2 separate regions of the Homo sapiens genome follow, and region 2 is linked to region 1. A link is a loop called in an ENCODE intact Hi-C map of the cell type or tissue named here. Cell type or tissue: endothelial cell of umbilical vein. All regions are shown on one strand. Links, peaks and the distances in the headings refer to the core of each region. The heading gives the core; the rest is flanking DNA. Region 1 holds the start of PELO-AS1 (PELO antisense RNA 1). Region 2 overlaps PELO-AS1 (PELO antisense RNA 1).

Region 1 (2,913 bases), core at 273-2,772:
TTCTCCACCTGCTTGAGTCCATAGAAAGCTCGATCCGGTTCATGCTGTAACATTTTATAGAAGTCATCCAAGGCTTTGACTTCCCCAGCAGCTTTAGTGTCTGAAAGGCGGCTAGCCACAGTAGGGTCACAAAGGGCCTCTTTCAGGGAGTACTTGTGTCCGGAGGAGGCATGTACCTAGAATCACAATTACAAAAGTTAGGCAAAATAATCTCCTAGAACACCCATTAATCAGCTCACAAAGGCTTAAAGCCAAAAGCGCTAGTAAGGCTTCATATGTTTCAGCGAAGTTTACTCCATAAATTTGCTAGACATTTAACATTCTCTTTTTATTTCATTATCTCATGAAAATCCCAGCTAAGTAAAGACTTTCTCTTCTTATTTTTCCCAGTTCTAAAACTTTAGGAGTAGTTTATACCAATCCCTCTGCCCATTCTTAATTATCCCTGGGTAAGATTGTTTTACCTGAAGAAATTTGGACCGGTTTTCCAGGAGCAGTTTGTTGTCGGTCTTCACTGCTTGTTGAAACAGGTAGTCGCAGAACTGCTCCCTCACAAATCCTGGGCTGGCCACCAGGATGCACTTTACAACATCAAAGTGTATGTGGCGCTGGATAGCCTGGACCACCTGTTCATAGAACCGCTCCAAGGCCCGGTCATGCTGAGAGCAATTGCCTTTCCTTTTCCTAGGGATGTTCACCTCCACCTTGGCCCGAGTGAGGGTCATGCTGGGAGTGACTAAGCAGATATGGGCGAGGCCTTCCTGCATGACCACAGCCGCCACATCAGCGCTCCAGGCTGGGTCACAGGCCTGCTCGATGCGCTCCAGTACCACACTATCCCACTGCTTCTTGGCCAGGGTGAACTGGCGGTTGGGCTCCAGCTCGATGGTGTGGTAAGCCCCCATCTTGACATACTCATTCTCTTGGATGTTGGTCCCCTTAACCCGCAGCTGGCAGGCTTGAGAGTCGAAGTCGATGGCCTCCACGCAGAGAGTGAGGGTAGTGCGGACCCGGTTGCTGCCCACGCTGCCCGTGGAGGACTCTGTCTGTACCTTGCGGATGGTGGAGGCGCGCAGGCTGTCGCCCACCTGCACGAGGTTGTAAGTGTGCCACATGTCCTCAGGCTCCTCGGGGACCAGGGTCACCTGGCCCGCATTGTCCTTCTCGATGTTCTTCCTCACGAGCTTCATGGCCAAGGAAGGGGCTCACTGACAGAACCAAAGGAACCAAGGAGGTCCTCACCTCCGCCCCGGGAGAGGGGATGGGAATGCAGGCCAGGAAGGGGGCGGGGCCCGGTTTCTAAGGGCACTTGCCTGGCGGGAAGGAAACACGCTTGCTTCGACTCATGCAGCCTAGGGCAGCACTTCCTCTATCCTTTCCTCTCTCAGTCTCCCGGCGCGCTGCGTCTAACAGGCTCGGGGAACACTGCAGCGAAAATCTACCCCTACACAGTTCCCGCTGGCAGCACGCAACAGCGGGCTGACGAAATGAAGGCGCATGCGCAGCCCCCGTCCCGCGACCCGACGCACGTCTCCCGTCCCCAAAGGAGAGGCGGGGCCGCAGTTCGCGCGTGCGCAGGCGCACTAAGCTGTGAGGCGCTCCGGACGAATGAACTCCCTCAAGAAGGTGCACAGAGTGGTGGCGAGTCCTTTATTTTAATGCCAAACTTCAACTTCCTAAGTTTTCTCTTCCATCCCTGTCTGTGAAGAATCCGGGGAGTGTGTGAGTGCAAATACTAGTTTTACCTGCCTGCGGCTGCCACTGCAACGCTTCCCTCTGGGTAAATCCAATTTCAAAGCTTAGCAGTAAAAGTAGCTCTCAGAAGTGCAGATTTGGCCCCAACGGCCCAAACTATGCTCGTTTTTGCTCTTGCCTTATCCGCACTCGGACGCTACAAGCCTGTTGGAGCTGGTATTTAGAAGCGGTTTCTGAGAACTACTGGTCACGTTCTGTCTGGGCTCCCAGCAACGTGTCCAGCTGTTTTCTGCGCCTAGTTACCGTGTCTGCACGATCTGATTCACCCAGATGTTAAAGCGCTGGTCCCAAGAGAGAAGAAACTATGTGTGGAATTTACCCCTGGGTGGACCTCTCAGTTGCTTGACCTGATGTCCTGGGAATCCTAGGCTCCAAAGTTGGCAGCCTCAGCTTTCCGCAGCCCAGTAGCCTGTGAAATGTTTAGGTTGGGGGTTGGGTCGCAAGAGCTTAGGGCCAGATCTTCACTGCCAAAGCTAAGCTAAAAGCCGAGGCTATGGGAAGTGGGGAAAAACTATTAACTAGGACTGACCCTGATTGAATAGCTACATAATTTAAAGAAAATCCTTAAGTTACTTAGCATTCTTTATTAGGAAGTGGAAATGGAGAAGTGGGATTGCCTCTTTAAGAGACCGATGAATAGAAAAAACAAAAGAATCTAAAAGTTTCTTGAGAGCTTAGATGGAGTGGAGGGCAGAGAAGTCCTGCACACATAGCTTCTCACTGTCTTTTCTGTCTTTCTCTGTGTGGATTGGAAAGGGGAACTAACCAGCCTGAACAGATGAAACAGGGATGAAAGGAAGGAATCTGAGTTTGGCATAGGCGTGTGGAAGGAAAATAAATCTCGGATCCCCAAACTCATTAAGCCAAAGGGAAAAGTTAAGCTGGGAACTGGGTCACGCAAAACTGCCTTGCCTCTTGGTTTTTAAATGAGATGGCTACCAGATGAAAAGCTACACACCTCGCTCATATTTTGCCCACAAGGAAATTCTCAGTGAGCGCCAAGATCTTTACCATAAAGTGTTTCTATGAAAATTTACCATGGCAATGTAAATAGATAGCTTCTGTTTTCAGGTACAGTCACCCCTCTGCCCTCCTGACACAAATGCATATCTGATTGTTCCCCTGCCCCATTTGTCTATGTTATCTTACGTAAAAATG
Region 2 (2,913 bases), core at 272-2,771, 72 kb after region 1:
TAAGGGACTTTGCATTCACAGGCAGTTTCCAAGAAGCAGAAAATACTACACATTTATCTGTTTGCCTGGGTTTTATCATGTGGTAAATGCAAGATAAATAACAGCTGTCACAGATGAGCAGGACTAATGCTAAAAAACTAGTGCCATGTATGATAGTGCGTGTGTGCATGCTCACTACTAGACAAGTTGGTAAAATTGCAAGTTAACATATTAGGTTGAAGCACATGTTATTACCAATATTACTGGTCAAAAGAAGTAGAGTGTTTGGCTGTTTCATTTGGTTGAAGCTTAGGTCTTTCAGAACCAAAAAGGGTCTCATAAATAATTCAATCCATGGGTTTTTTAACTGGGTCGAGTATGGGTCCACTTCAAGGAGATGAGGAGCCCTCATCTATGTATTCATTCAGTTGATAGTTTTCCAGAGCTTATGATGTTCCAAGTAATGCTCTAGTAGCTGGGGATATAGACAGGAAAACACAGAGTCCTTTGCCCTCATTCATATTTCATTTCAGTGGGAAGGCCTGACAATAAATATATACTAGGAAGTCATTACTGAATTGAATGCAGTTTTACGTCTTGTGTTCATTTATACATTTTTCTGGAGGGAGAGTTCATTGAATTCATGGAAATGGTTTATGATCACCAAAAATTAGAACCACTAACCTATCACACTCTGCCAATTTTGACGGGAAACCAAAGTACAAACACTGAGTGATTTGCCCATCACCGTGTAGTTCATTCATGGCTAACTTAAGATTGAAACGCAGGTGTCCTGGTGTTCAGTCATTATTGCACATTGTAGGGGAAATAATCTGTGACTTTTCCTTTCCTTTCTATATTTATTTTCTTTTTAACAATACCTGCATACTTTTGACGCTCAACAAATTCATGTCGAGAGCTGGGAATCTGGTCAGACAGATTGTAGTCCTAACTTCGTTATTACAGAGTATAAGCTTTGTGATTCTAGAAAATTGTTTAAAACTCTGAGCTGCAGCTTCCACATCTAGATTGATGCGAGTAAATTGTAACTGACAGATTATTGTGAGGATTAAATGAGATTTCTTATACACACACTGTGTATGTGCACATACACAGTGTATGCACATACACATACATATTATTTGGCTAACAGCCTTTCGCCTGATAAGCATGTGAGTCATTACTATTATAACCCTTTTTATAAGTCTGTTCTTTGGTGCCGGGTCTCCAGCTTCTAAAAAATTCACTCCCTTTCACCAAACTGTGATTCAAATAGCAGCTTGGAGCTCTTGTTTAATTCTGGGAAGACCCAAGGGGCAGTAGTAACTAACTACTACAAAGTACAGACCTTAAACTCTGGAGCTTGGCTGCCTGGGTTCAAATTTTGGCTCTACTCTTTGTCTTTTTATGTGTTGTCTGAATTTTTCATAATAAGCATGTGGTAGTTTTTCTACTAAAAAAAAAAACAAGCTATTTTCACTTTAAAAAACAACAACAACAACATATGGATCTATTTTTTGGTGACTTGCCATTTCTGTTCCTTTGAAATTCATCCTGTGTCTTTGGAAGACTAGGATATGTGGCTCTCCCTGCCTTAAAGGGATCCTGATTGATCTTCTCTGGTGGCAAGAAAGCTCAGCCTCCTCCTTCCTGCAGGATAAAGGAGTGGCTTGGAAAAGTGGTCAGATCGGAAGGCCCTCGAGACCAGCTCCCTTTCCCACAGCCCTTCAGTGTCTGACTCAGAGGGAAACTGGCGCTGTTCTCTGGTATCCTCTCTCCTTTCGTCTCCACACCTAGTGTGCCAGCGTTGTTCTCCAAACAAAGAACAGACCATGTAAATTCTGTGACCGAAGCTTCATTGATATGAAGGAGAAACAATTGCCAGACCTATTCTGGCCTTCTGTAAACAAAACTTTTTTTTAGAGAAAGCTTGCATGCCATTTTTAGAGAAAGTTATTGTATGCCAGAAATTAGACAGTGAGGGAAAGGCCAAATTCCTGGTGATATTTATCTTGCTATTCTGTTCCCTTCAGGAACTATCTCTCTATCTCAGGATAATTTTTTTGTTTGTTCTAAGAATTATATTGTGTATGAAACTCTGTGCATGCACAAAGATAAATAATTTTCTTTTTTATTATTACAGATAGAGAAAAATTTGAAATCCTTGACAGTTTCATTTTCACAAAATTAAACTGAAGTAAATCATACATTATATAAATAATGTTAATTGATCTTGCTGATAGCATATGGAAAAACTTGGTTTGCACTTTTCCTAAACTAAAGATAATTGCTTTGACAAAGATGAAAAATATTGCATAAGAAACATTTAATCTCTTGTCAGGATCTGGGTAGCCTTATAAGGCTCTGAGATGGTGTGCTGGGGAAGATATCAAAGAGATGAACAGCACAAGTGAGCAGGCAGTAAAAAGCTCAATGGCAGAGAGAACTCCAAGGACTTAAAAATATGTACTCAGACATAAGCTTATAATGCAAGTTATCTATATTGTTGAGCAAAATGGATATGTATATTTTGTATTATGTAAGTCCTTTTGTTTTTCAAAGAAGAGACACTCTCAGATTTCCTTAGATCTATTCCCCTCAAACTTTCCCACTGAAGTATTCCTAAATGGGAGAGGAGTAACAATGGATACTTTTCAACGTGTCAAAGAGTGGTGGGTTTTGGATTTAGAAGAGACCAATATCACCATAAGATCAGACTCTAAGACCAGGGAAATAGAAACTAGAAAGGATCTTGTCACTTTATTGCATTAAATAGACATGAAAGAAGGAAGAAGGATGAGGTATATCTAGAGAAACCCCTACCCTAGTTTAAGGGGCCAAGTTACACATGTCTATGTTTGATATTAAGACATATATTAAAAATACAATTCATACCAGAAAAGTCATGGCATTCTCAATTTGAGAGCTGGGATG

What was found. Peaks named below come from ENCODE experiments on the same cell type or tissue, not always from the same donor. Only the 100,000 strongest peaks of a DNase experiment are listed, where the experiment ranks them.
Region 2: a loop joins it to region 1, with 6 times the contacts of the local background. A loop is called at or near these places in 5 of 110 quality-filtered maps.

What each region holds. Positions count from the first base shown.
Region 1 is chr5:52,798,672-52,801,584 of GRCh38, reverse strand. The region is part of intron 1 of ITGA1 (integrin subunit alpha 1); the gene reads right to left. It overlaps PELO (pelota mRNA surveillance and ribosome rescue factor), which reads right to left. Exons shown (of 3, transcript NM_015946.5): 2 at 465-1,700; 3 at 1-176. The coding sequence starts at 1,190. It overlaps PELO-AS1 (PELO antisense RNA 1), which reads left to right and starts at 772. Exons shown (of 5, transcript NR_186455.1): 1 at 772-893. RefSeq lists enhancers at 262-961, 962-1,660. In endothelial cell of umbilical vein, for the core only: no CTCF peak of the experiment used is centred there; DNase peaks (open chromatin) are centred at 734, 1,444 and 2,174; H3K4me3 peaks cover 2,312 bases; H3K27ac peaks cover 2,259 bases.
Region 2 is chr5:52,726,652-52,729,564 of GRCh38, reverse strand. All of the region lies in intron 2 of PELO-AS1 (PELO antisense RNA 1), which reads left to right. Among named protein-coding and RNA genes, the nearest start is that of ITGA1, 60 kb to the left of the region's middle. In endothelial cell of umbilical vein, for the core only: no CTCF peak of the experiment used is centred there; a DNase peak (open chromatin) is centred at 1,714; H3K27ac peaks cover 1,329 bases.